Regions from separate parts of the Homo sapiens genome. Here regions 2, 3, 4, 5 and 6 are each linked to region 1. Evidence: chromatin contacts called from ENCODE Hi-C or POLR2A ChIA-PET data. All regions are on one chromosome and are shown on one strand. Each heading gives the region's core, a stretch centred on a gene start or an enhancer-like site at or near the end of the contact. The rest is flanking DNA. Distances are from core to core; before and after follow the strand shown. Region 1 holds the start of PEX5 (peroxisomal biogenesis factor 5). Region 2 holds the start of ZNF705A (zinc finger protein 705A). Region 3 holds the start of NECAP1 (NECAP endocytosis associated 1). Region 4 holds the start of FOXJ2 (forkhead box J2). Region 5 has its middle 24 kb from the start of SLC2A3. Region 6 holds the start of MRPL51 (mitochondrial ribosomal protein L51).

Region 1 (4,343 bases), core at 764-3,263:
GTAACTTCAGAGATGAATTCTTGGGACCAGTCAGTCTCATTATAATCCTGAGTTACATCCACAGCATCTCCAGCTGCAAGAAACTCCTGGGCCCAGTTCTCAGACAAGGCCAAGTCTGCCACACCAGGGGCTTAAAAGAGAGAGAGAGAAAACTAAGAAAGAATACATACATACCATTCCATCATGCCTAAAGAACCCTGAATCCACGTGAAAACACTCTGTTACTTTTGTCTCCTTCTGCATCTCAGGTCCCCAATGCCAGCAGCATCCAATGGAACCCCCTTCCTTGGCCCTGGCTACATGGAAAACGATCTCCCCTCCCACTAGACTCTGGACTCACCTCTCTGGGGAGCCTGGCGGAAGTTTGACTGCTCAATCTGCTGCATCTCAGCCAGGAGGTCATCCATCTTGAAGGTCTGAGGGGCACGGGACACAAGGGGTGCATTCTGGTCCTGCAGGAATTCAGCCACCAACTGCCAGAAGGGAAATGATGAAATGAACCCATAGGCTTGGGAGGCCCCAGCAAGAGGCAGGACCCACTGGAGGGGGATCCCAATGTTAGATACAAGGAAAGGAAAACACAGAAACTGGAGACACATAAAGAGAAACTGTCTTTCCATAGATTTAGAAGGACGAAAAAATACATTTAAAAACAAGCAGGCATTCTCATTCGGTCAGGAAAGCCCAAAAATTGAAATACGGGTGAACTAAGTTTAAAGGTAAAAACACAGTGGGCAAGAGAAAAATGGGACAGAAAAGAGACTGGTCTATTTACCTCATCTTCAGAAGCTACTCCCAAAGGCTTGGAGGCCTAAGAGAGAAAGACAGAGATGTACAATGACGCAGTTCCTCTAAAATCAGGGGTTGATGAAGCCCATAGGCATCTGAGCCTCGGCTTCTTCATCTATAAAATGGTTGCATTTATTTAAAGGTGCACAGGGTTTTCTAGTGTTTATAAACGCTCAGTAAGTGGTAACTACTATGATTTGCAACACAATAGAGAAAGCAGTTATACCAAGATGTGCAAACAGCCCCTCCACCTCAGACCACCACCACCTGGGCTTTCCACCTCAAGAACACTCACTGCCTCAGAGGCTGCACCTGGGCTTTCCACCTCAAGAACACTCACTGCCTCAGAGGCTGCACCTGGGCTTTCCACCTCAAGAACACTCACTGCCTCAGAGGCCGGGGCTCCGGGGGGCCAGGGGCCAGGCCTCAATCCCTCCTGCCGAAGGGCCTTGTCCTGGGTGAAGTGCCCGGCGAGCTTCATGAGCGGGTTGGCACCCCCGCATTCGGCCTCCACCAGCTCCCGCATTGCCATGGTGACCGCCAGCTCTCTGATGGACACAGGAGGTTTGGAACTGAGGTACCCAAGCCAGACCCTTCTCACATCCACAACTCTGCCCGTATCTGAGGAAGGCACACAGGCGTCTGCCCCACACTGGCCGCCCTCCACCCCAGTGCTTTTGCTGCGACCCCCACCTCTGCCAGGAGTTCGAGGGAGGTCGGTACTCTCTCCTGCCGCCCCCCTCAAAGGCCACCGCTTCCAGCCTGCGCCTCTGCAGAGGCCTCCGCGACTACGGTCCCATGGGCTGGGGGCCAGCAGCTGCCTCCACAAAGGGGCCTGGACCCCGGGGGACCACGGGGACGCTTCAACAACCAGGCTGGACGGCGACACTGCCCGAAGAAGGGACAGTGGGAAAACAGCCCGACCATACCTAGCCCCGCGCAGCCCCAGCACGCGGTGAGCACGGCAGAGGAGCATTCCCTCCCCTTAAGTCACCGGAGCCCTTCCCCCGGCTCGGCCCGGTCCCTCCCGCGCTCCCCACCGCCCATCTCCCCGGCCCTGCTGCCGCTCCAGCCCCGCCCCTGGGACCCGCGAGGCCACCGCAAGGGTGGGGAGGGCCCAGGGACGCGGCCCCGGGCCCCCTCGGGGTCAGGCGCTCACCGCGGAGCGCCGCGCCGCACGACCCGCCGGGGCACCAGGTGCTGGCTTGGGGGAGGGGAGAAGAGGGGGCGGGGAGCCAGGGGGCGGGGCTCAGGCTTAAAGGGGCCGTGACCGCCCCGCAGCGGCCCAGGCCCAGCGGAAGCTGTCTGAAAAGGCGGGGCCTTAAGACTGCGACGCAGCCTGACGGGAAGAGCCGTGAGTCTTAAAGGGGAAGAGCACCTTAGAGAGCGGGTCTTGGAGAGTCGCCTTTAGGAGCGCTCGAAAAGGCCACGGGCCCTAGGATTTGTTTGACGGAAAGCTCAAAGAAGAGTGGAGCTAAGAAGGGCTTCCCAGGCTCTGGGGGAAAGCCGAAGACGCGAGATCCTAGGCTCAGTCGATCCTGCCTCTTCCCTTGGGCGCATTGTGACCTAAGGGGATTCAGTGCCCTTTCTGAGCCTCAGTTTTCCCCTCTAAAATGGGGCTGGCTAATGTTCCCAAGCCCAAGAAAGAGAAAAGCCCTAACACCAGGGGCTGGGGAGTCCAGTCCGAAGCCTTCTTCAGCCTCCTAGGCCTGCCCCGCTTCCAAATAACCCCTAGCGGGGTAGCGTCACTGTCTCCATGGAGACAGGGGCCCGCCCCCGCCTTAATCCCTCTCCACCTCTGCATAATGGGGAAAATAGCACTGCATGATGACAAATTCCGGAGACCAAAATAGGGTCCAACGCATCCTGAGACCTCGAGCTGGTAACGTACAGGGAAGGTGAACAGTGAGTCAGCCCTTCCTTCCGCTAAGTCAACATAGTGGCCTTATTCCCATCACTCCAGGCTGGGAAAGGACAAACATACAAGAAATGCTTTTAATCACGGAATAAGACTAAGCCTCAAGCCCCCTCATCTGCCAAAGAGTGTGCTCTGCTGTCAAACCTCAAAGTCATTGAGAAACAAACCCTGATAATCTCACCCAGCTTCAAGACCAAGGGAGTCCTAGTGTCATGGAGAAGAGCAAGGAGGGGCCCAGGGCTGCCGGTAAATGACCAAGGGCAATAATGCCAGACGAACAGAAGTACCATCCCAGCCCAGGGTGCATGAGCGGAGGCAGGCAGGCAGCAGGTGGCGCCATGGGCCGGGCTTGTTTCCTGGCTGTTCTGCAGATTTCAGAGGTGGAGGCCTCAGGGGGCCACAGGGAATGTCTGTGTAAACTCATCCCTGGGAAGACAGAGAAGCTGCTCTGACACCTCAGGGGAACAGAATGGCAGGGGACAGACCATAAGACTGTGCAACATTTCTCCTTTTCCTTGCCTTTTCGCCCTCTTTCAGAGGCCCCACTTCTACACCCCGTTTTCTTCCGGAGCACACAAATCCCAGCCCTTGGGCGTCCCCTGTTCTCAGGCTGCCATCGTGAGGAAAATACCTGATAAACTAAACCACACAAGGATGAAGAGATGCCCTCCAGAAGGTGCATACTTTTAAAAAGAGGACCCCCTAGAGAGAGCAATGTTTAAAGGAACCCATCTGATACAGTAGAATTTCAGAACCTCAAGGCAACCAGAGTTTCCCAGTACCACTTAAACATCACAACACACATAACCTTCTGCTCTGCTAGGAGTTTATCAACTGATTAGCCGTAACTCACTTTGTGTGCAGATCTTGGAAGAATGCTAATAATAATAACTGATGTTTACTAAAATCCAGGTGTTGTGTAAAACACTTTATGTATCTCAATGTTTTTAATCTTCTTAATACCCCTATTAAATAGATATTAGTAGACCCACTTTACAGATAAGACTTGTGCAAAATCAGATGGCTAGGAAGTCAAAATTTAATCCAGGCATAACTCTAGGCACCTACTTCCCAGTCTTAGAGAAGACTTACTGATAAACCATGGAGATCTTTGATCTCCTAGGCCATAGAATCATTCACAGAACTTGGTCCACAGTCCCAGCCAGAGGTGCTGGGAAAGGGCTAATAGAGTGACTTTGGTGTTTAATATTTAATTTACTGAAGCTCTAGATTTGAAACCCTAGATTTTGTTAATCCAGGTTCAACTTTAAATTCTTGTTCTATTCATAAAAGTAGTAATTTTTATAAAATAAAAATAATTTTTACTTATTCTTTAATGTTTGACGAATTCAAGTTCAATAGATGTTTAGACACACATTGCATTGACTGTGTGCCAGGCATTGTTTCAAGCACTTTTCAACTATTGATTTATTTAATCCTCCTAATAGTTATTAATAATAACTATTATCCCCCATTTTACAAAAGAGGAAACTGAGGCACAGAGAAGTTGAGTGACTTGCACAAGGTCATACTAATAAATAGCAGAGCTGGGATTTGAACCCAGACCACGGTCACCAAACTGTAAAGGGCTCAATGGTCAATATTTTTGGCTTTGTAGTCCATGCAGTCTCTGTCA
Region 2 (4,343 bases), core at 1,039-3,538, 970 kb before region 1:
TATACAAAAAAGATACTTGCACATGCATGTTAATAGCAGCACAATTCATAATTGCAAAGTCATGGAACCAGCCCAAATGCCTGTCAATCAACAAGTGGATAAAGAAAATGTGGTGTATATATTTATACCATGGAATACTACTCAGCCATAAAAATGAATGAAGTAATGGCATTTGCAGGGACGTGGATGAGACTGGAGACTATTATTCTAAGTGAAGCAACTCAGGAATGGAAAACTAAACATCATATGTGCTCATTGATATGTGGGAGCTAAGCCAGGAGGACACAAGGCATAAGAATGATACAATGGACTTTGGGGACTTGGAGGAAAGGGTGGGGGGACAAAGGATAAAAGGCTACAAATAGGTTGCAGTGTACACTGCTCGGGAGATGGGTGCACCAAAATCTCACAAATCACCACAAAAGAACTTACTTATGTACCCAAATACTCCCTGTACCCCAGTAACCTATGGAAAATTTTAAAAAATAAAAATCAATAGTGAAAAATCTTAAAAGTAGTCAGGGAAAGGAAATATATCATATCCAGAGAAAAAAACGTAAAGAAAAACCCAAGACATTTCATCAGATGTTTGGCATATTTATAAAGATACACTTACAATTGCCATTTGACGCATCAATTTTATTTCTAGAAACGTATTCAAGAGAAGGGAAAAAATATTTACAAAAATACTTCCACATAAATATTTATAAGAGATTTTCTTAAAGGCCAAATCCAGGAAAAAAACAAATTTCCATCAATAGGAAAATGTATAGATATTTATATGTATGTTGCATTTATACAATGAAATACTACTCACTAGTAGAAGGAAATTAACTACTGGCAGCAAAAATAACATAGATAAATCTCAAAAACAGTATGCTAAACAAAAGAAGCCAGACACAAAGGAGAACATACTGTATAGTTTTGTTTGGATGAAACTCTAGAAAAGAAAAATATAATCCACATTTAGAACAGCTCAATGGTTGTTTGGGGTTGGGTGGAAGCAGGATTGACTAAGAAGGGGTTTAGAGAACTTTGCGGGTAATAAAAATGTTCAATTTGATTGCATTTTAAAGAAGAAAGAAAAATTATCTGAGAATTGAGGGTCCTTTTAAATTATCAGGCCTAGAGAAACATTAAAATGAGAGCAAACACATCCTACTCCCTTTCTTTGAGCTATGTATTCATGTCTTAAAACTGCTTGCTATTGCCAGGAGTGATTACAAATTAACTTAATGATGTCACACTGGACACTATAATCCATGATCTATAGTTAATTATTTATAGCCAATCACTAATCAGTGTTATTTCTGTGAACCAATGAGAATTCCTGACAAACAATTGTGTACCAACCCACTCACTGTCTGCCTCTTTTTCCTTTAAAAACCTGCCTGTAACAAAGGCCAGAGGAAGCTAACAGCCAAGAGTATTTGGGTCTGTTCTTCCTGGCTTCTGCCCTCACTTTGGCTCAAGAAAACTCTAATTATAATTTGTGTCTCAGCCCCTTCCTTTTAGGTCAACATTTCACAGTTTACAAGTATAAAAACTTGTCAAACTCATTGAAATGTTTACTTAAATGGATATATTTTGTGGTATACAAATTTTACTTCAACTGATTCAAAAAGAAGGCAATGAGCATGATAGAAACCATTTTCTCTTCTCCCTATACTCCTTCAATTCACCCAGAAGGAATTTCCATTAACAAGTCCAACATGTTTCCTATTTCTTCATTTCTCACAATATCCAAAACACTTTATATAGGGTCAAATGTTCTCATTATTTCCACTGGAGAGAATTAATTAATCAAAGGCCAGTATTCAAGTGTTGCTTTTCTCAAGGAAGTGAGAGGAAGGACTTCTTTTTTCCCCCTCAGGCAGCCTATACAATTCTCCCAAAAAGGGTTTCTATTTTAGACTTGGGTTTGGGCATAGTAGGAAATGCTTTTTGGCTTTAAATCCAATTCACATGTTTCAGTACAGCTTTACCAGTAATAAAGTGAGTGTTTAGATTGCTTCCTGATTCTTTTGCCTATTTCATAATTTACTTAGAATTCAGACTACAGTGTCATTTCAGCCTATTAAGTTTGAAATGCTTATTTAGGGTCTCCAGTTGAAGCAGCAGGACTTACATGGAATTCATAACAGAGAACAAGCTGAATAGGAATGTGGACATTAGAACAGGAAGTCTGATTACTCATGGCAAAGTTATACCTTTAAGCGGAATTGCATTTCAAAGTAGATCAGGAAAAACCCCTTGCAATTTTCCATTATGCAGATTTTTGACGAGTCACTGGAAAAGAGGAAGGTGGATTAGTTCCCTTAGACTTCATTATGTCTGTCAAGCTAAAGAGTTTCATGTTCTTAAAATCCTTCAGAACACAACCCTCTCACAGAGCAGCTTAACCGTAATGTCACCCTTATTCTCTCTCATGTGTTTTAAGATTAAAACTGGCATCATGATTCTGACTCAATGTCAATTCTCTCCAATCCTCCTGAATATACTCACTCTTCTACATATCCAATCCAAGAAAGAAAACTTTCCTATCTCAGAGCTTGCTTATATTTATTTTATCTGTTTATAGATTTACATATCTTTTCAATGTCCATCATATTAAAATGGAAAAGCTACAGTTCAGAGCAGGAACTCTGTTACATGCCTCATTGTTCCCCTAATACCAGGAAAATACTAATTACCCAATAAAAATTTGTTGACTCACTGGCTGCCTGTGTCTCTGTATTTTATTTCTGAAGAAAACTCATGGGCCTTTTTAGAGTTTCTGAAGTTTTCTGACTGCTATTACCTATTTTTTTAAAATAAGGAGTAATTTTTAACTAAACGAGGGAAGGTTTTAATGTTTTGATATATCTTAAACATCTCGCAATAAAAACTATCTTTATGTTTTTGGCGAGAACATGCACTGATATCTTTGTTTTCCACTTCATCTCTTTACTCCTTTAGTTCATTTTTTTGTGATTTGTGAAGACTCAACCCAATTTAATTACTATTCATTTTTCTTAGTCTATCTACTTCCCCTTGATTACTGATTTATTCTTAAACTCAATTCTCTCTAGCACTTGATCTTGAAAAATGAAATTGGAACTAACTTGGGTGACAATTCTGTTTCTTTCTAATATCCTAAAGTCTGTGATATTCTTTTTTTAACATCCAAAAAATTTTTTTATTTATCTAAATCGTCATGTTTCCAATTTACATAAGATAGCACCTTAGGTTACTCTCCCACAGACTCTTATTATATGTTTTTTATCACCATATCAGAAAGTAGACCTATTTTTTAAATCAGAAAAATAATAAAGCAGAGAAATGGGAGATCTTTAAAGCCTGTCACAATAGCAAACCTTAGATATTAATTTGGTGGTGCAGGAAACAAAAGATATATCTCACTGCCATATTCCTTGATGAAATTATTCTTTGAACACATTTTTCTCTAAAAGTATAAAAAACTCTCACATTAAGATTAAAGACACTAGTCTAGATATTATAATTATGGAAGATGCTAATTACTTTGAGTATGACTTTTTGATCCATTTAAGCACTGGCAACCCTAGAACTGGTAGTAGCAATTTGTTTGGTGAGTACCACATGCATGGATGAGTTCAGAACCAAAATTGGGAAAATACAGCTAGACTCAGGCAAATAAACTAAAAATGAGAGCCAATTATCAAAAAGCATATTTTAGTACTTTTAAGGTCAAAGAAGAAAAATAATCAAGTCTATAATACATATTTGAAATCTGTTTTTTTTTAAAGGTAGAAAAATTAGAGATTGGCATGTTAAGAAAAAGAGAAATATTTTGAGGGACATTTGTTTAAAAAGCTATATCATAAGTGATGAAAAGATAGTTCCATTTCAAGTAAGAATTTACAAAGTCAACTACAATGAAACAGCCACTGAGAAGTTGGGTGGAAACCACAGGGATACTCTCTGAGGCTTCTCTTGGGTCTACAAGCTCCTTCTATCAAATATGCAAGACCAAAAGCAGAGGTTTATACTTTTCTCAGTCAAAAGGCTTGGGAGACCAGTTACTTAGGAGTCTGGAGTATAGAAAATGATGACTAATAACCTAAGATTAATAATACTGGGGAAAATTTAAGCTAGAAGAATCCTAGAAACATCCTGTAATCAAATGGCCAAATACAAACTTAGGCAATACAAAGCAGTCTCAGCTTACTATTATCTTTTTCCTTCAAGAGCATCCTCCCTTTGATACCCTAACTTTCCCCAATTTTTACTATTTTCTTCAATTTTTCCACTCCCAAATTTGTTAGTTTTTCTTCTCCTCTCAGTTGCCCTTAAGTGTGACTTATTTTCCTAATTTCATCATT
Region 3 (4,343 bases), core at 715-3,214, 890 kb before region 1:
AAAGGTGCAACCCACAGGGCCCAGCGCACAGGTCAGCAAGCATAAAAATATTGATTCATGATGAATAAAACGCCAGTAAGGGGCAAAATAACAGACATAAGGAGAGGGTAACTTTTCAGCCAAGGTAATGATAAATGCCAGGAGGAAAAATCACAATGATGATGTGGGTCAGAGAGAAGAATAAGAACAGTATCTTGGCCAGGTGCAGTGGCCCACACCTGTAATTTCAACACTTTGGGAGGCTGTGGCAGGAGAATCACTTAAGGCCAGGAGTTCGAGACCAGCCTGGGAAATATATCAAGATCCTGTCTACACAAAAAAATTTAAAAATTAGCCAGGCATTGTGAGGCAATGCCTGTAGCCCTAGCAACTTGGGAGGCTGAGGTAGGAGGATCCCTTGTGCCCAGGAGTACACAGCTGCCGTGAGCTGTGATTGCACCACTTGCACTCCAGCCTGGATGATAGAACGAGACCCTGCCTCTCTAACAAAAAAAAAAAAAAAAAAAAACGACGGCTGGGCGTGGTGTCACGCCTGTAATCCCAGTACTATGGGAGGCCAAGGTGGGCAGATCACAAGGTCAGGAGTTCAAGACCAGCCTGGCCAACTTGGTGAAACCCCATCTCTACTCAAAATACAAAAATTAGCCAGGTGTGGTGGTGCATGCGTGTAATCCCAACTATTCAGGAAGCTGAAGCAGGAGAATCGCTTGAACCCAGGAGGCGGAGGTTGCAGTGAGCTGAGATTGAGCCATTGCGCTCCGGCCTGGGCAACAAAGTGAGACTACATCTCAAAAAAAAAAAAAAAAAAAAAAAAAAGAACAAACAAATAGTATTTGTAACTGCTTTATTGCATTTCCTACATTCTTTCACATCCATTATATGATTTAATTTTACTCTCCCAAAAACCCTTGTTAAGCACATTATAAGAGCGCAGGTATCATCACTAACAGGTTTTTTTTTCTATTTTACAGATGAGAAAATTGAGGCTTGGAAAGGGCTCACACTCATATGGTTTAACATGAAGCCCAGTGAACTGTCTTTCAACTACATAATGTCCTATAGCATCCTCAGAACCTCACAGTCATTGGATTACAAGGTAGGTAGTTAGGCCCAACAGAGAAAAATGCTGCCTCAACTTTGGAGGGAAAAGGTGTAGGAGAGGTTAAGAAGGGAGGTAGGGAAGGAAGACAGAAAATACTATATAATCATCAAGAAAATACAATGAGAAGAAACAGAATGAACAACCGTTGTAAAGCTTATGATCATAACCTTTGCTCACTGGTAAAACTGCTGAAGGAAAAACCGAATGGTGGATGATGACAGTTGGTGACGAAATTGACAACAGTACAAAAAATAAATCAGATAATCCAGAGTGGCAAGCAACACGATTACCCATAAATGTGCATGGGGAACTGGAAAGGTGTGTGTGTGTGTGTGTGTGTGTGTGTGTGTGTGTGTGTGTGAGAGAGAGAGAGAGAGAAAGGATGAGGATGATAAGCTGAAGGACGCAGGGAAGAGCGAATGAAAGGGGACTGGCAATGGAGCAAGCACGACTGAAAGTGCATGATGGGGAGCAGATGGGTGCCCCAGGGGATTACGGGAGAGGCAGAGTGGAATAACGCAGAGTGGTAATTTAATAAAAAACAAAACAAAAAAAAAAACGGCAGAAATATGGTGATGACAGTCCAGAGTGGAGATGGAGCAGGTGGTCAGGGAGATGACAACCCAGGTAGGGAGGCTAGCAAGGTGACAATACAGAGGTAGTAGTGGCAGGGACGGACAGCGTGCTAGCTGAGAAGGAAGCTGTCATCTGCGACAGAGTACGCGTGTGCGGCAGCGCCTCGGGGTTAGTACCTGTAACCGCGGTTGGAGGCCCGGGGCGGAATCCGGTAGACGCTGACGTCTGGCTTCACACACAGCACAGACTCGTACTCCAACTCGGTCGCCATCTTGGGTCCGCTGTCGGCGCTGCCGGGGGCGAAACGTAAGACCGGAGGCGGAGCACGGGAGGCGGAGATGCAAAGCGCGACAACTTCTGTTGCGTCACTTCCGCGCGAGTTCAAGTTAGTTTCTGAGATTAACCTTTTCGGTGACGCGGGGAGCCATATTGAAACCTGGAAACGATGAGGCTGCACGGCTCACCGTCTTGGATAATGGCAAAGATGGCCTGCAAGTGCGTGACTCTCGTTATGGAAATCTCTGTCCTGGAGAGGTGCTTACGAAAAGCGCCATCTTACTCTAGGCAGGTGCCTGGAGTGTCCTACGAGGACGAGGACCATATTGAATCGTGACGGATTTTCTTACAGGAGTCACTTCCTAACTGTAGTCTCCTGGCAGAAAAGAGGCAACCTCCAGCCGGTAGTCCCAGACGAGGTACCTGCAGAGAATGATGTATGATCTGGTCATAGACACCGTGGATTTCAACTCTCCAGAGTCTAAACGCTGAAAACACCCAACTTGATTTAGTGCCTTACACTCTTTATCTCCGATTTTTCAGGACGACACCTGTTAAAATGTTTTGCCACACTTTCGGCGTGTATTCCGATTATCTTTTTGGAAAATTTGATCCTGTTAAATAGACTATACGTGGGATCAACCCAATTCCTGATAAAATCGGAAGCATAATGAACTATCTAATGGCCTATATTAGCTCCCAGTTCTATTATAATGATAAATGCTACCGAACTCTCACCATAAATATGCTTTTTCTGCGCCCCAAAGGTAAACTTAACCACAACACCCTGACAGTACAGATAGCAAGTGGCAAAACTGAGACAGAAACTCAAGCCTGCCTCATTACAACAGCAGCAGTCTTCACCGCTGCTGGAGCTGGCAAGGTCACCAAGTCTGCCCAGAAAGCTCAGAAGGCTAGATGAATATCATCCCTAATACCTGCCACCCCACTCTTAATCAGTGGTGGAAGAACGGTCTCAGAACTGTTTGTTTCAACTGGCCATTTAAGTTCAGTAGTAAAAGACTGGTTAATGAAAACAATGCATCGTAAAACCTTCAGAAGGAAAGGAGAATGTTTTGTGGACCACTGGTTTTCTTCTTCAGAAGGAAAGGAGAATGTTTTGTGGACCACTGGTTTTCTTTTTTGCGTGTGGCAGTTTTAAGTTATTAGTTTTTTAAATCAGTACTTTTTAATGGAAACATCCAAAAATTTGTCACAGAATTTTGAGACCCATTAAAAAAGTTTAATGAGAAAAAAAAAAAAAGCAAACCTGCCTCTAATTTGTCTGCTCCACCTTGGAAAGTGATATCTTAAATTTCAAAAAGAATTACCACATTTATCCCTGGCGAGGACGTGAGGAACAGTCTAATCTCATACACTGTTGGCAGGAATGTAAATTGGCACGGCATTTTTAAAAGGGAAATTAACAGAATTTATCAAAATATTAATTGGACGTAATCTTCAATTTAGCAGTTTCACTAATAAATATTGTAGAGAAATCCTTATATGCACAAAAAAGTATGTACAATAATACTACAGCATTGTTTGTAATAGTGAAAAAAATGGAAACAAAATGACCATCTATCAATGGGAAATGGTTAATGGTATATCTATTACTATGAGATGTTTTGAACTAAAGGGTTAGCCATTGAAAGAGATCCAAGATTTTTTAAAGCCAACTGCAAAAAACATACAGCATTATCAACTTTTGTCGAAACACCCCAAAATTATATATGCATGCATGTAAATGCATTGAGAAGGCTTTCAAAGGATATAAGGCTAAGTGGGGGAAAGAAACTTATTTTCTCCTCCATATATTTCTCTGTTGTTTAAGATTTATATAGCTATTATTGTCACTGAATACATGTTAAAAGAAAAATAAAGACAGAAAAGTGGTTTATTACTTGTTGTTCCTTATTTCTGACCCTATGATCTCATCTGAAGCCTAGGTCATATGACTACACCACATTGTACCTCTTTTTTTTTCTCTGTTCTGTGTTATCACTGGCAATCATTTTTGGAGGATTCTGGCTTCTGGTTCACCTTCTTACTAGTTTATACTCTTCCTCTTCTCCCAAATCTTTTAGAGATTTCAAAGCCCATATAGTTAACTCTTCCTAGCCATACAATCTCTTGACATAAATTCTAACTATCTTTACCTCTCTTTTCTACCTCACCTGTTCTTCTTCATGTTCTGCACATTGTTAGCCTTCTCTTTATTCCTCCCATCTCCTTGTTTCAACAGTTCTCTTGCCAGCATCCTTAAGTTTCCTTTCCTCTTTGTCTTTCCATCACAGCCAACCCAAAAGACTCCAGTCTTATATATTCCAACCATCTCCCTCCATCATTCTCCAAAAGCAAATCACACAATTATAAAGATTGGTGTCCC
Region 4 (4,343 bases), core at 983-3,482, 840 kb before region 1:
ATGGTGAGGCAGGAAAGCAGACAACCAGCTAGTGACCTCTCCTAAAAACAGCCTAGGCTTCAGGGGAGGATTTCCTGGTACCCTTTTCCTGCCTTTTCTGAAGATTCTGGACTTTGATAATTCCCTAGCTTATGAAGGAAAACTTTAACACAAGGTTCGAGGGACTCAGAACTGAACAAGAAACAGGAAGGGAGAGGATGAGACTATTAGGTACTTTTCTGGAAGGAAACTTTATATACTCCTCAGAAGTGAAATCTCTCCAGTGGTCAACTTGTTTAACTGGAAGTCTGGACAGAAGCGGAGCAGCAGCCCTCCTCCCTTCGTATCCAGGATCTAATTTTTCCTGAAGAATTGTGAGCAAAAAACAGGAGTCGAGAAGGGGACTGGGGCAGTGGTTCAGGGCCAGCATCAAGGAAGCACTTTAACCCGGGAGTTGGCATTCCCCTGCACACTTTCTTCTCGCCTCAGAACATGTGGGATTCCCATTTTCCCTTTGGATTTTATGGGCAGAGGCATACATCCAGCTAGGAATGGAAATGTCAGGAGAGGAGGCCTCTTGGTATCTGAGATAGGATGAGCAGGAACAGATTGCTTTTCTTGTCAAGGGAGCTATAATTGCAGTAAGCTGGAGGGAACACCTCTGGTGAACACTAAGCTGACCTCGGCATGCCCTGGGCAAGGCCAGGACCCCAGATGCCACCGTGATTTTCATGACAGCCCACTCTCCAGGGGAAAAGGCCCAAGGGTGAAGGGTGGTATGGGAATCTTACCACTGGTTGGGTTGTGTAAATCACTGCTACACAGTATGCATGTTCTCAAAATGCAGCTGTTTTCCGATAACCCTTTTCCTCAGCATGAAAACATCCACTTCCCTAAGGGACCTAAAATGAATCCCATCCCTTTAGTCCCCAAACACTAAGAAACCCATTTCTCAGAGCTTCTGCAGCAAGATGTGGGTTCAAATCCAGGAGCTCCCTTGGATCACATTTCCCATTGGATTTTCTGAGTCATCACTCTGTCTTCCCCGGCAGTGAAACCCACGATCCACCAGCTCAACCCCCTACACCCACTAGTGCCAGACAATGACAGAGAGAAGATGAAAGAAAGCACTAACCTGTCTCCAAGGTTCCTCCGGCAAAGGGAGGGAACCACCTGGTACTGGAGTTTGGGGTTGGAGGGATTCCCCTCTTCAGAGGCAGGTGACGGCTCTCATCCTCAGTGGCTCTTCCTGGACGAGGCTGAGCCTCCCAAGTTGGTGAGGGGAACTGGGTCCCCTGAGGATGAGGAGTCAAGGTTGGAGGAGGGGGAGGGGGAGGAGAAGGAGGTCCTACTTGGGGAAGGTGGCACACCCCCCACACCCTGCTTGTTACCCGGGGGAGGAGGGGAGGAGCCTCTCCCAACCAGGAGTTGTCTCCTCCCCCTTGGGGGAGTTCCCCTCCCCCCCAAACTGGATCTTTCTGAGGTGGAGGGCTCTTTCTGTCTGCTGGAGATAGGAGCGGAGGGGCTCCACCCCGTTCCACTGTCTAGGCACGAGGAAGTTGAGGGGGAGGTCTTCCCCTCTCCAGAAGGCTGAAAGCCGATTCCTCTTCTTTCCCTGGAGTGGCTTCTGAACGTAAGGACTCCTGTCTCCTGTGAATAGTGGTGGGCCGAGGGTGCCTACTCCACAGGCACAGCCCCGTCTCTCTTTGCCTCCAAAGTCCTGAACTGTTGAGAGTGTGTGTTTGGAGGGGCGGGGGCGCGCTAGGGTGGTCTCACTCTGCTTCCCTACGGAAAGCTCCCTTCTTTCCACTTCTGGGGGTCTCCTCCCCGGCCAGTACAGGGGTCTTCCTCGCCTCTAGGCAGGAGAGAGGCGTCCCCTCCAGGGGTCTCTTCTTTCCCTCACCCGAGTGGTAAGGGTCTTTTCTCTCCAACAGGGGGAGAGGTTGCTCGCGTCCCCGCTCCCGCCTCCGCTCCCGGGGTGCCCCAGAGGGTGGGGCTTTCGTACTCCCGGCTGTCCCTGAGCTGGCCTGGGCAGCACGGTCCGGGAGGCCGCGGCTCGAGACTCCGGTCCCTGCTACTGTGGCGGCAGCACCTCCTCTAGGGCCGTCCTGTCGGGTCCGCTCCCTTCGGCGCGTGGGGCTCCCCGCGCTGCCACCGCTCGGGCTCCGACCAGTCTGGGCTCCCGGGGAGCCAGAAGGCGGGCAGACAGTGTCAGGGCTCGGCGCGGGCTCGGGCTCGGCTCGGCTCCGCTGCAGGCCCCGGCTCCTCCCCGGCCTCCGCGCCGCGCTCCGCGCCCCTCCCCCTCCCCCGCCCGCCGGCCGCTGCCGCCACCGCCTCCCGGCGCGGGTTAAGGAGGAGCCGGGAGACGCCGAGCCGCGGGCAGCGCCGAGCCGCGAGCCTCGCTACCCGGTGTGCGCTCCGCCTGGAGAGCCACGGCCGCTCTCACGCCGGCGAGGGATCTCGCCGCCCTCGCCCACCTGCGGCCGCGTGGCTCCGGGAGTTCGCCGTCTACCCGGGATGACAACTCACTGCTCCCCGTCGGGAGAGTCCCTAGTGCGCACCGTATACCGTCAATTCCAGCTGACACCCCAACTCCGGCGTTTCATTCTGTTAAACTCCGTATACAGATGAACAGCCCCAGCTTTCTCAGGACTGTCTTTGATGGGCTTCTCTTTCCCTCGAGATAATTTATAAAGGATCATGAGCATTGAGGTGAAGATTGGGGTGAAGTTTATATGTTACCCTTATATCATCCTGGAATTCAGTAAATGCTCCTTGAATGAGTGGATACATGATAAATGAGCGTGTAACGGTGAAATAAACATCAGAAGATCTGGGTCCTGTTCCTTGTTTCAGCTTCCTAAACTTGTGCATGGCCCTTGTTCTCCGCAATCTTGCTCAGCGAAGAAGGGACCTTGATACTTGGCCTGCTTACCCTTTACAGCTGTCACATCCTGAAGTCATATTATTCTGCTGCAAATTCTCATATATTTCATACTCTGGCTTTTTTTTTTTTTTTTTTTTTTTTTTTGAGGTGTTGTTTCACTTATTGCCCAGGCTGGAGTGCAATGGCACGATCTGGGCCCACTGCAACCTACGCCTCCCGGGTTCAAGCGATTCTTCTGTCTCAGCCTCCCCAGCAGCTGGGATGCCTCAGCCTCCGGAGCAGCTGGGATTACAGGCGCGCGCCACCACGCCCGGCTAATTTTTGTATTTTTAGTAGAGATGGGGTTTCACCAAGTTGGCCAGGCTGGTCTCGAACTCCTGACCTCGTGATCCACCTTCCTCGGCCTCCCAAAGTGCTGGGATTACAGGTGTGAGCCACCGCGCCCGGCCCATACTCAGGCTTTTTAAACTTTTATCAAACTACCCTACTTTCTTTCCTTTCTTTCTTTATCTTTTTCTTCTTTTTAAATAGAGGCAGGGTCTCAGTATGCTGCCGAGGCTGGTCTTTAATTCCTGGGTTTAAACTATTCTCCCTTTTTATGCCTCCAAAGTGCTGGGATTACAGGCAGGAAACACGGCCCGGCCTACTCTCTACTTTATAGCACATAAGATAATAGGAGGCCAGGCGCAGTGGCTCACGCCCGTAATCCCAAAGCTTTGGGAGGCCGAGGCGGGGGGATCACTTGAAGTCAGGAATTGGAGACCAGCCTGGCCAACGTGGTGAAACCCCTGTCTCTACTAAAAATACAAAAATTAGCCCGGCGCGGTGGCGGACGCCTGTAGTGCCGGCTAAGGCAGGAGAATCGCTTGAACCCGGAAAGCGGTGGTTGCAGTGAGCCGAGACCGCGCCACTCCACTCCAGCCTGGGCGACAGAGCCAGGTTCCGTCTAAAAAAAAAAAAAAAAAAAAAGAATTAGCCAGGCGTGGTAGTGCGTGCCTGTAATCCCAGCTACCTGGGAGGCTGAGGCAGGAGAATCACTTGAAACTGGGAGACGGAGGTTGCAGTAAGCCCAGATCGTGCCGCTGCACTCCAGCCTGGGAGACAGTGAGACACCGTCTCAAAAAAAAAAAAAAAAAAAGATAATACGAATACAAAAATATTGCTTGCAAAATATTTGAATTGCCCCCAAAAGACTGCATACTTAAGTTGTATGTATATATTATATGAATAATTATATTTACAATATGCCAGGCATTGCACTGAGCATTCTGCATGTGTTGTCACATTGATGATTCTAGCGATTCCCTAAGACACTATTATTATACTTCTTTTACAGATGAGAAAATTGTGACTTACAGATACTATGTGTGAGTTCGCTTAATTAGTAAGTAGCAGAGTCAGGACTTAAATCCAAATGACTCCGATGCCCAGCTCTTGACTTCTATACCATTGTCCGGAGCGATCAGAATTTAAAGTC
Region 5 (4,343 bases), core at 699-3,198, 770 kb before region 1:
ACCTCGAACTCCCAAAGTGGTGGGATTACAGGCGTGAGCCACCGCGCCCGGCCCCGGATTCTTTCTTCTTAACATACATTGGATATATTTCTCTTAATCTACAACAATGTAGTATACTATAGTATAGTATGGACAACTAGTTCTGCCCCAAACTGTGGGTCCTTGAGCAAATTACTTAGAGATTTCTTGGTGTAAATGAGGATGACAATAGCAAATTTTAAATATTGTTATGAATTATAAATGAGGTAACAGAAGAAACTGACAGTTTGATTTATCAAGTACCTATTTCTACCACTACAGAGACGAATGTTTCTGTGATGATTTGATTAAGCTCCTCACATCTACTTCGAGTATGTTTGGAAAGTCTAAATTTAGATCGTTAAGAAGAATGGTGGTGGGGGTGGGGCGGAGGCTCGGTGGCTCACACCTATAATCCCAGCACTTTGGGAGGCTGAGGCAGGTGGATCACCTGAGGTCGGGAGTTTGAGACCAGCCTGACCAACATGGAGAAACCCCATCTCTACTAAAAATACAAAATTAGCTGGGCGTGGTGGTGCACGCCTGTAATCCCAGCTGCTCGGGAGGCTGAGGCAGGAGAATCCCTTGAACCCAGGAGGTGGAGGTTGCAGTGAGCTGAGATTGCACCATTGCACTCCAGCCTGAGCGACAGAGCAAGGCTCTGTCTCGAGAACAACAACAAAAAAGAAATAAAACGTAAAAATGAATACATAGCCTCATCCCAGTAGAATTTAAATTCTATGCAAACAGGAAATGGAGTTCTCCTACCACACCATAGTATCCTCAGAATATAAACTGGGTTTGGCAACATAGTAGATCTGTATAAATAAACGAACCCAGACTTATATCCCCTTGTGGATTTTTCAGGCCATTTGTCTTTCTTATTCACTCTTGTTGTCACTACGTTAGTCTGCTGCTGTTTATTAATAGTATCTAGGGGAAGAAGGCCAGAGAATATCAAGGTAAGGTCCACAGCCTTTAAAGGGCCACTTGTCAGGGTATAAGATTTCATGGGTTATCTCTTAATTTTGAATTTCATTTTTTAAAAATTATAAACTTGCTTATTTTCCATTAGCTTAAAGCAGCCACTTACATGTAATTGGAATTAAGCTGGATTTTAAAATTTACCTGGGGTTCGCTCACGCCTGTAATCCTAGCACGTTGGGAGGCCAGGGTGGATCAGTTGAGCCCAGGAGTTCGAGACCACCCTGGGCAACATGGTGAAGCCTTGTCACTACAAATGATACAAACATTAGCTGGACATGGTGGCATGTGCTTATAGTCTCCGCTACTCAGGAGGCTGAGGCAGGAGGATCACTTGGGCCCAGCAGGTCGAGGCTGCAGTGAGCTGAGATCGTGACACTGCACTCCAGCCAGCTCCTTTTTGCAACAGAGAAAGACCCTGTCTCCAAAAAATAAATAAAGAAAATAAATAAATCTACATGGAATCTAGTTTTTGAATATTGTGGTTGTAATCAAAGCAACTTCCCATGTCCGAACACTTAAACAGTTACAGGATTATAGGGTCAGGCCACTGAAGTCAACACTTGTTGCACACATTTTAAAAACAGGTAGAGTATTGCTGCAATAAATTTGCATTGAATCATGCAAGAAGTACTCGAGATTTTGCACTCCCATGAGATTGTGCACATCCATGCCAAACAGACCAAGAACCAAAGAGGATGAAGGAAAACAGGACGCTGAGGGAGATAAAGATGTTGTCGTATCGCTCGGTGGCATCAACAGGAGGATAAATTCCATAGGAGGAGAAGAGAAACAGAAGAACAAAGAAGGGACCAGAGTATTTGATCCGCTTTGAGTGATGGAGCTTGTCGCTCCGGAGATTCAAGATGATCTGCAACTCACGTCTGCACTTGCTTACGCAGCCTTTTACAAAAGCAAGACGCCAGCAGGCGGGGCTAACCTACAGGGTAGATACAGACAGGAAGAAATTCTTTGGTTTCTGGGCCCGCCTCATCCAAATATTTCTGTAACTGCCCTATTCAGCTGGGAGGCTAAAAATAAGAGGTCAACAGCTTGTGTTATTTGTAAGAAAAATGCATAAATTAGGGAAGACGGGTTTTTTTTGTTTTTTTTTTTCTTTGAGACAGAGTCTCGCTCTGTCGCCCAGGCTGGAGTGCAATGGCGCAATCTCGGCTCACTACAAGCTCCGCCTCCCGGGTTCATGCTATTCTCCTGCCTCAGCCTCCCGAGTAGCTGGGACTACAGGAGCCCGTCACCATGCCCGGCTAATTTTTTTGTGTTTTTAGTAGAGACGGGGTTTCACCATGTTAGCCAGGATGGTCTCGATCTCCTGACCTTGTGATCCGCCCGCCTTGGCCTCCCAAAGTGCTGGGATTACAGGCGTGAGCCACCGCGCCCGGCCGGGAAGCTGATTTTTCACTACACAGAAAGATTGTGTGGCACTTGTAAATGAAGTATGTATAGTAGAATATGCATCAGGTCATAGAATTACTACAAGTATAATAGCTAGAAAACTGTATAGTATGTAACAGCCACTGAATGTTAAAAATGTGTTAAATGCCTGTGGTGTCAAATGTATGGAAAAGGAAAATACACGAGTCTTTTTCACTTAAGAGAGCTTTGCCGCTGCTACTTCACATCTCTTCCTCTTCAAGTTGCTAAAGGCAAATGCTAAAATATTACAGTGACCCCTTATACAAGTGAGGGTGAAGAGTTTTTGTCTCTTCAGACTATGGCATGTTCTGAGGATTGTAGTGCTATTTTGCTTAAGTACCTTAATCAGGCACTAATGTTACCTGCCCTTTCTCTTAACTTCCCCTTGCCTGAAAGGAATTGGGGCCTCAGGCTTGAAAGGAGCTTGCTCTTTGTGATTCCACCAGGAGCCGTCCCTAAAAGTGGGAGGAGAACCTCTGTTGCAAGCAGACCACACCTGCTGTTTCCACACTAAGGCTCCTCTGCAGTGGCTTCCTCCCCACTTCCTACCACATTCAATGCCCGGAGGCCAATCTGGCTGTATTCTGAGTCTTGTACTCCTTTTTGAGACTGTGATAAGAGAGTTTGCACCTCACCGCCCCTCAAGAGTACACTAAAATACATTTGCATTCACTTTCGGGGGTATTTGCCTAGTCTATGTTATTTTTTCTTTCTTTTTTTGGGGGGGTGGGGGTGGCAGATAAAGAGGGAACAGGGTTTGACTCTGCTCCCCAGGCTGGAGGGTAGTGGCTCACTGCAGCCTCAAACTCCTGGGTTCAGGGATCCTGCCTACTCAGCCTCCGGTGTAGCTGGAACTACAGGCATGGCACCACCACACCTGGCTCATTTTTAAAGTTTTTTTGTAGAGATGAAGTCTTGCTATGTTCCCCAGGCTGGTCTCAAACTCCTGACCTCAAGCCATCCTCCCATCTCAGCCTCCTAAAGCAAGGTAATTATAGGCATAAAGCACCACACCTCCTAGCCCATTTTAGAACCCCATTTGATAAACAGCATCCTGGGGCTTCAGTAGTCTTTTTCCTCCTAGAGAACTCGGTGAATCTTTTCCAGGGAGTTAGGCTCTGCTGCACTGGAGGGTTACCAAAGTTAGGGAGAAGCCCTGTTAAAAGAATGTAGACCTTTAATTATGAAACACTGTATTGAAAAGTATCCATAGGTCAGGCACAGTGGCTCGAGCCTGTAATCCCAACACTTTGGGAGGCCGAGGTGGTTGGATTGATCACTTGAGGTTGAGGTCAGGAGTTTGAGACCAGCCTGGCCAACATGATAAAACCCTGTCTCTACTAAAAATACAAAAATTAGCCAGGCGTGGTGGTGGGCATCTGTAATCCAGGAGAATCACTGGAATCCGGGAGGTGGAGGTTGCTGTGAGCTGAGATCACGCCATTGCCTGGGTGACAGAGCGAAACTCTGTCTCAAAAGAAATTAAAAAAAAAAAAAGTGCCCATAGATTGCCATGTGCTTCTGGTTTTGAAAGCGTAGATGTGAGTCAGCTAAGCACTTCAGTCATCATGTAGCTGTTTTCCTGTGAGTGGGGGGAGGGGGGTGGTAGCCTGGTGATAGTGTCCCACTAATAGCTACACAGAGAAAGAAGGACATTTATAGCTTTAGAGCACTGCTAGAGAAAAGTTAAGGAACTCAAAGAACTGTCTTCACTTCATGCAAGCAATTATCTGTGTTGCTTATATATTGGCACTTGTATAGAAGAACACTTTTCCCGCTTCTCGGCCTTTTGGCTAAGATCAAGTGAAGATGACTTTTAAAACCCTTGTCTTGTCTGTGATCCTGCAATCACCCTCCTTGGTACTTACACCAATGAGTTGAAATCATGCATCTACATGAAAACCTGC
Region 6 (4,343 bases), core at 937-3,436, 700 kb after region 1:
CACCAAGACTGTTTTTGACTAATCCAGAAAAGGAAGTTAATGAATGTACTCTTTGGGTCATGCATCCCATGCAATTTTAGGATAAAACAGCAAAATAGGAAAAACATGTTTCTTGCTCTTATGATGCTTCCTGGTGTAGTGGAACAGAAATGACAATGTAGCAATTCCATGTGAGATGGTCCTTTGAAAGAGCTAGGTACAGTGACAGCTATGGACTCTTACCTCTAAGCTGTGGTGGAAGATGTTTGATGGACAGTACCTCTTGCACAACATACTGATTCACCCCTCCACTTTTCAACAACTCCTCTGGGGATAATGGCAGATGGAACTCATACATTTGGGGAGCCATTCTACTCCTACAGGCTCACAGGGCTAGAAACCAAACAGTGAAAAAGTCAGGGTCTATATTCAAGACCTGTCTTCGTATCTGGTTCTATTACTTTCCCATCCCCAACATATATAATGGCTTTTAGTTTTATAGCAAGCTAGTAACATCATCTGGTTTTGTTAGTTCCCCACCCCCAACATATATAATGGTTTTTAGTTTTATAGCAAGCTAGTAACATTATCTTACGGGATCTGAGATTGACCCTGGACTAGAAACTAATTCTAGTAGTGACTTTGGCACTTGGTCTTGACACTTAAACCTCTGGGCTTTATCTGTAAAAACAGGGTTACTAAACTCTGATTACTTCACAAAGTTGCTCTGATGATCAAACAAATCAAGCAGTACGAAGGTGTTTAAAGAACTATAAAGTGGCATATTAATGTGCAAAGTACTATTATTTCCATTTTTATGTGCAAAGCTCCTTAAGTATAGAGAGAATGGTCTGATCTCGTCTGAGGCCAAAACAGTGCCCCAGCATGGGCTAGTGGGCTTCCTGCACCAGAATGGTAAGAGCATTAACAATGATGATTTATTTATCCTGTGCCAAGTCTGTTAGGCTGTTTGCATGTATCATATCTGATCTAAGTATCCTAACCTCAATCCCATGAGGTGCATAATAATACAAATGAGTTTACAGAGCGGAAATTGAAGTAAGAAAGTTAAGCGATTTGCTTAACATCTTCCGTTGCGGATCTGTTAAGCGATTTGCTTAACATCTTCCGTTGCGGATCTGTTAAGCGATTTGCTTAACAACTTCCGTTGCGGATCTGTCAGACTTACAGTTTCTCACACATCGCGCCCCAGGGATATACTTACTAGGCCTATTGTATTTTGCCCAAGACTGGGTCACACTGCCATGTACTCGACTTTCCTACTCTTTTACGACCTGCAACACCACATCTTACCTGGGGATCTCACCCGCGGCTCTGATTCCGGCAGTCAGGCTGAAATGAAAAGGAAAAAACACGCGTGCACAACACGCACCAATTAGCAAGGCAGTTTTCAAGTCGGCGGAGAATCCGGCCAATCCCCGGCAGGCAGAGGCAAAGGGCCGCCTCTGAGTCTGGCAACGCGCGGGCAAAGCCACAAATACCGAGTTCAAATCTCAACGGCTGCAGGACGGCCAATCGCGACGCCCGCCGGAGCGGCCGGCCAATCACAGCGCCGCCCGGGGGCGGGCCAAGGCTCCGGCTCCGGCCCCCGCTCCCACCCCCGGCCCGCCTGCGAATCCCTCCTTGGCCGCAAGGTCCCCCTTTGCCCAGTCGGCGGGGAGGAGGCCGTATTTCTGCTGGCCAGAGACGTCGCGTCCCTGGCTGGGCATTCAGTCACCCCCAGGAAAGGAGGCAAGTCCACGCTGGGAGTTAGAAGGCATCGCCTCTAATCCAGGTTTCGCCATCTCCTCTGCTAAGTGACGTCCAGCAAGTCACTTCACTTTCAGGACCTCAAATCTCCTCCCCAGTAGTAAAATAGGGGTAATAAAAACAGCTACAGCGGAAGACTGTTGTGAGGCACAGAGAAAGGGCTTGGTCATTGGAAGCGGGTTCCAGGTTCTCAACCTTCATTTCCTTCACGGTTGAAGGACGCCAAAGAAAGCGGAAAGGGTGAATTTTCTTGAAATCTCAGTTTTGGGGAATCTTAGCGACGAGTCGCGGACCTCAGCTTGTCCGGCGCTCCAAAACTTCCGGCAGGCGGACCGGAAGCACTGAGGCGGGAAGGGTGGTAGAGGCCCCTCCTGCCGGAACCCGGGGGGCGGGGCTCGTGGCTGTTGCGGATGGGGCGTAGGTGGGCGGTGCGCCCACAGCTGCCTGGGTAAGGCCCAAGATGGCTGTCTTCGCCTTAGTACTCGTGTGAAGTTGGCGGGGACGGTTCCTGTCATCTTCTTGGGCTTATTTGGTGTGCTGTTGAAGGGGGGAGACTAGAGAAATGGCAGGGAACCTCTTATCCGGGGCAGGTAGGCGCCTGTGGGACTGGGTGCCTCTGGCGTGCAGAAGCTTCTCTCTTGGTAAGTGGCTGATGTAGGCACCCCGATAACTGCTTCGTAGTATAATAGGCGGCTCAGATTAATTCCCTCCCTTCCCCATCCCCAGGTGTGCCTAGATTGATCGGTATAAGGCTCACTCTCCCGCCCCCCAAAGTGGTTGATCGTTGGAACGAGAAAAGGGCCATGTTCGGAGTGTATGACAACATCGGGATCCTGGGTAAGACTTGACCTTCGACGTGGTACACAATTTCAGAATGGCAATTAGGCTGTAACGACTATCTTTTCCTCCTGTGTAGAGAGTGGTACTGTGCTCAATAGTAAGAGCAAACACTTATGTAGCTGTTTACATTGTGTTTGGCACTGTTCTGAGTCCCCTCGTATAATTTTTACTTCATAAGTAAAAATAAACAGTTTTTCCAAAGTTAATAAATGGCAGCATCAGAATTTTAACCCCAAGCAGTCTGGCTCCAGAGTCTGTGCTATTGTTCTGTACTGTAATGTTCCTTGTCTATAGGTGCTGCTCAGCAAGATGCAACCGTGGGTTGAAAGCTTAGCTGGTGTAGGATGAGTTCTCTTGTCTTGGATCTAATGTGTTCTCTCACATTACACAGGAAACTTTGAAAAGCACCCCAAAGAACTGATCAGGGGGCCCATATGGCTTCGAGGTTGGAAAGGGAATGAATTGCAACGTTGTATCCGAAAGAGGAAAATGGTTGGAAGTAGAATGTTCGCTGATGACCTGCACAACCTTAATAAACGCATCCGCTATCTCTACAAACACTTTAACCGACATGGGAAGTTTCGATAGAAGAGAAAGCTGAGAACTTCGGAAAAGGCTCATCTGTCACCCTGGAGAAGGGAAACTGTACTTTTCCCTGTGAGGAAACGGCTTTGTATTTTCTCTGTAATAAAATGGGGCTTCTTTGGAATTTGATAGCCACATACTTTTGTTTTCCTCTAGATGCTGCCTCTACTCATGTAGACTATGAAGTCTTGACTCATCCTAGATCTTAGGATCTTAGGTTTGGGCTTCACACCACTTGCCTTTTACAGTCTAGCTATACCTAATTCCTTTAAAAAGAAAAGTTGGTGAGAATGTTATTGGCGCTTTTTGACATAATGCTGTTATGTTAATAGTGTTTCTAAAGAGCCTTCCACACTGAAATGAAATATAAGAGAAAAATGGAGTCATACTTCTGTACTACTCTCATAAAATATTTATTAGGCATATTCTCTGAGTAGGAACTATAGGAAAAACAAAAAAGTGTGAGGTGTCCTTTCCATTTAAATATGAAACATTAAGTACCATATGAATGGTAGAGATGGCGGATACTAAGCCTGACTGGTCATCAGTTTTCTGGGTGTTTTAACATTTCAAAAGCCTAGTCCTAACCCCTAAAGATTGATCAGTAGAGCTGAGTTGAGTCTAGGGCATCTATGTGTTTTGTTCTTTTTTAATAATAATTTTTAAGAATTACAGCTGGGCAGAATGGTGCCCACATGTAATCCCAGCATTTTGGGAGGCTGAGGTGGGAGGATTGCTTGGAGACAGGAATTTGAGACTGGTCTGGGCGACATGGTGAAACTCCGTCTCTACTAAAAATAAAGTGGCTGGGTGCGGTGGCTCCTGCCTGTAATCCCAGCACCTTGGGAGGCGGAGGGGGGCGGACCACGAGCTCAGGAGATCGAGACTATCCTGGCTAACACAGCCCTGTCTCTACTGAAAATACAAAAACAAACAAACAAAAAAATTAGCCAGGAGTGGTGGCGGACACCTGTAGTCCCAGCTACTCAGGTGTCTGAGGCAGGAGAATCACTTGAACCTGGGAGGTGGAGCTTGCAGTGAGCCGAGATCGTGCCACTGCACTCCAGCCTGAGCAACAGAGCAAGACTCTGTCTCAAAAAAAAAAAAAAAACAACTTAGCTGGGCATGGTTCTGCATGCCTGTAGTTCCAGCTACTCATGGTTCTGCGT

Evidence for each region. Hi-C counts contacts between places; a loop is a spot of excess contacts on that map. ChIA-PET counts read pairs that join two places held with the same protein, here RNA polymerase II (POLR2A). Pooled maps may share reads with other maps.
Region 2: a loop to region 1 is called in a map with no recorded cell type, with 5 times the contacts of the local background. The contact joins the promoter of ZNF705A here to the promoter of PEX5 in region 1. A Hi-C loop is called at or near these places in 1 of 37 single-sample maps with no recorded cell type.
Region 3: a map of CD8-positive, alpha-beta T cell shows a loop between it and region 1 (10-fold over the local background). The contact joins the promoter of NECAP1 here to the promoter of PEX5 in region 1. A Hi-C loop is called at or near these places in 6 of 168 maps with a recorded cell type or tissue (CD4-positive, alpha-beta memory T cell, CD8-positive, alpha-beta T cell, OCI-LY7 and 1 more), 2 of 37 single-sample maps with no recorded cell type and 19 of 50 pooled maps.
Region 4: a map of psoas muscle shows a loop between it and region 1 (4-fold over the local background). The contact joins the promoter of FOXJ2 here to the promoter of PEX5 in region 1. A Hi-C loop is called at or near these places in 5 of 168 maps with a recorded cell type or tissue (CD4-positive, alpha-beta T cell, endothelial cell of umbilical vein, naive thymus-derived CD4-positive, alpha-beta T cell and 1 more), 10 of 37 single-sample maps with no recorded cell type and 25 of 50 pooled maps.
Region 5: a loop to region 1 is called in a map of naive thymus-derived CD4-positive, alpha-beta T cell, with 5 times the contacts of the local background. The contact joins the enhancer-like site here to the promoter of PEX5 in region 1. A Hi-C loop is called at or near these places in 2 of 168 maps with a recorded cell type or tissue (B cell and naive thymus-derived CD4-positive, alpha-beta T cell), 1 of 37 single-sample maps with no recorded cell type and 10 of 50 pooled maps. POLR2A ChIA-PET finds 5 or more read pairs at or near these places in 1 of 52 experiments (T-cell).
Region 6: a loop to region 1 is called in a pooled map, with 9 times the contacts of the local background. The contact joins the promoter of MRPL51 here to the promoter of PEX5 in region 1. A Hi-C loop is called at or near these places in 7 of 50 pooled maps. POLR2A ChIA-PET finds 5 or more read pairs at or near these places in 3 of 52 experiments (T-cell, activated B cell and activated CD8-positive, alpha-beta memory T cell).

Annotation. Positions count from the first base shown.
Region 1 is chr12:7,187,356-7,191,698 of GRCh38, reverse strand. PEX5 (peroxisomal biogenesis factor 5) reads right to left here and starts at 2,013. Exons shown (of 16, transcript NM_001351132.2): 1 at 1,949-2,013; 2 at 1,175-1,337; 3 at 776-811; 4 at 341-473; 5 at 1-130. The coding sequence starts at 1,321. RefSeq lists enhancers at 1,187-1,266, 724-1,439, 1,297-1,446, 1,440-2,156, 2,157-2,216 and 2 more and silencers at 1,637-2,046, 3,067-3,116.
Region 2 is chr12:8,154,960-8,159,302 of GRCh38, reverse strand. It overlaps ZNF705A (zinc finger protein 705A), which reads right to left and starts at 2,288. Exons shown (of 6, transcript NM_001004328.3): 1 at 2,211-2,288.
Region 3 is chr12:8,079,895-8,084,237 of GRCh38, reverse strand. NECAP1 (NECAP endocytosis associated 1) reads right to left here and starts at 1,964. Exons shown (of 8, transcript NM_015509.4): 1 at 1,855-1,964. The coding sequence starts at 1,949. RefSeq lists enhancers at 1,722-1,781, 1,852-2,071, 1,503-2,702.
Region 4 is chr12:8,030,605-8,034,947 of GRCh38, reverse strand. FOXJ2 (forkhead box J2) reads right to left here and starts at 2,232. Exons shown (of 11, transcript NM_018416.3): 1 at 1,115-2,232. RefSeq lists silencers at 2,138-2,377, 2,398-2,547.
Region 5 is chr12:7,958,461-7,962,803 of GRCh38, reverse strand. No RefSeq gene overlaps it. Among named protein-coding and RNA genes, the nearest start is that of SLC2A3, 24 kb to the right of the region's middle. RefSeq lists cis regulatory regions at 1,761-2,095, 2,868-2,993 and an enhancer at 3,929-4,038. Within about 2 kb of position 1,948, at least 34 of the 41 ENCODE cell types and tissues checked have a DNase peak (open chromatin) inside an H3K27ac peak, as active enhancers do; they include B cell, where a contact is called at or near this core.
Region 6 is chr12:6,491,105-6,495,447 of GRCh38, reverse strand. MRPL51 (mitochondrial ribosomal protein L51) reads left to right here and starts at 2,186. Exons shown (of 3, transcript NM_016497.4): 1 at 2,186-2,390; 2 at 2,476-2,586; 3 at 2,981-3,562. The coding sequence starts at 2,312. The coding sequence ends at 3,177. NCAPD2 (non-SMC condensin I complex subunit D2) reads right to left here and starts at 1,346. Exons shown (of 32, transcript NM_014865.4): 1 at 1,294-1,346; 2 at 223-372. The coding sequence starts at 349. RefSeq lists a silencer at 1,389-1,718 and enhancers at 1,154-1,751, 1,919-1,968.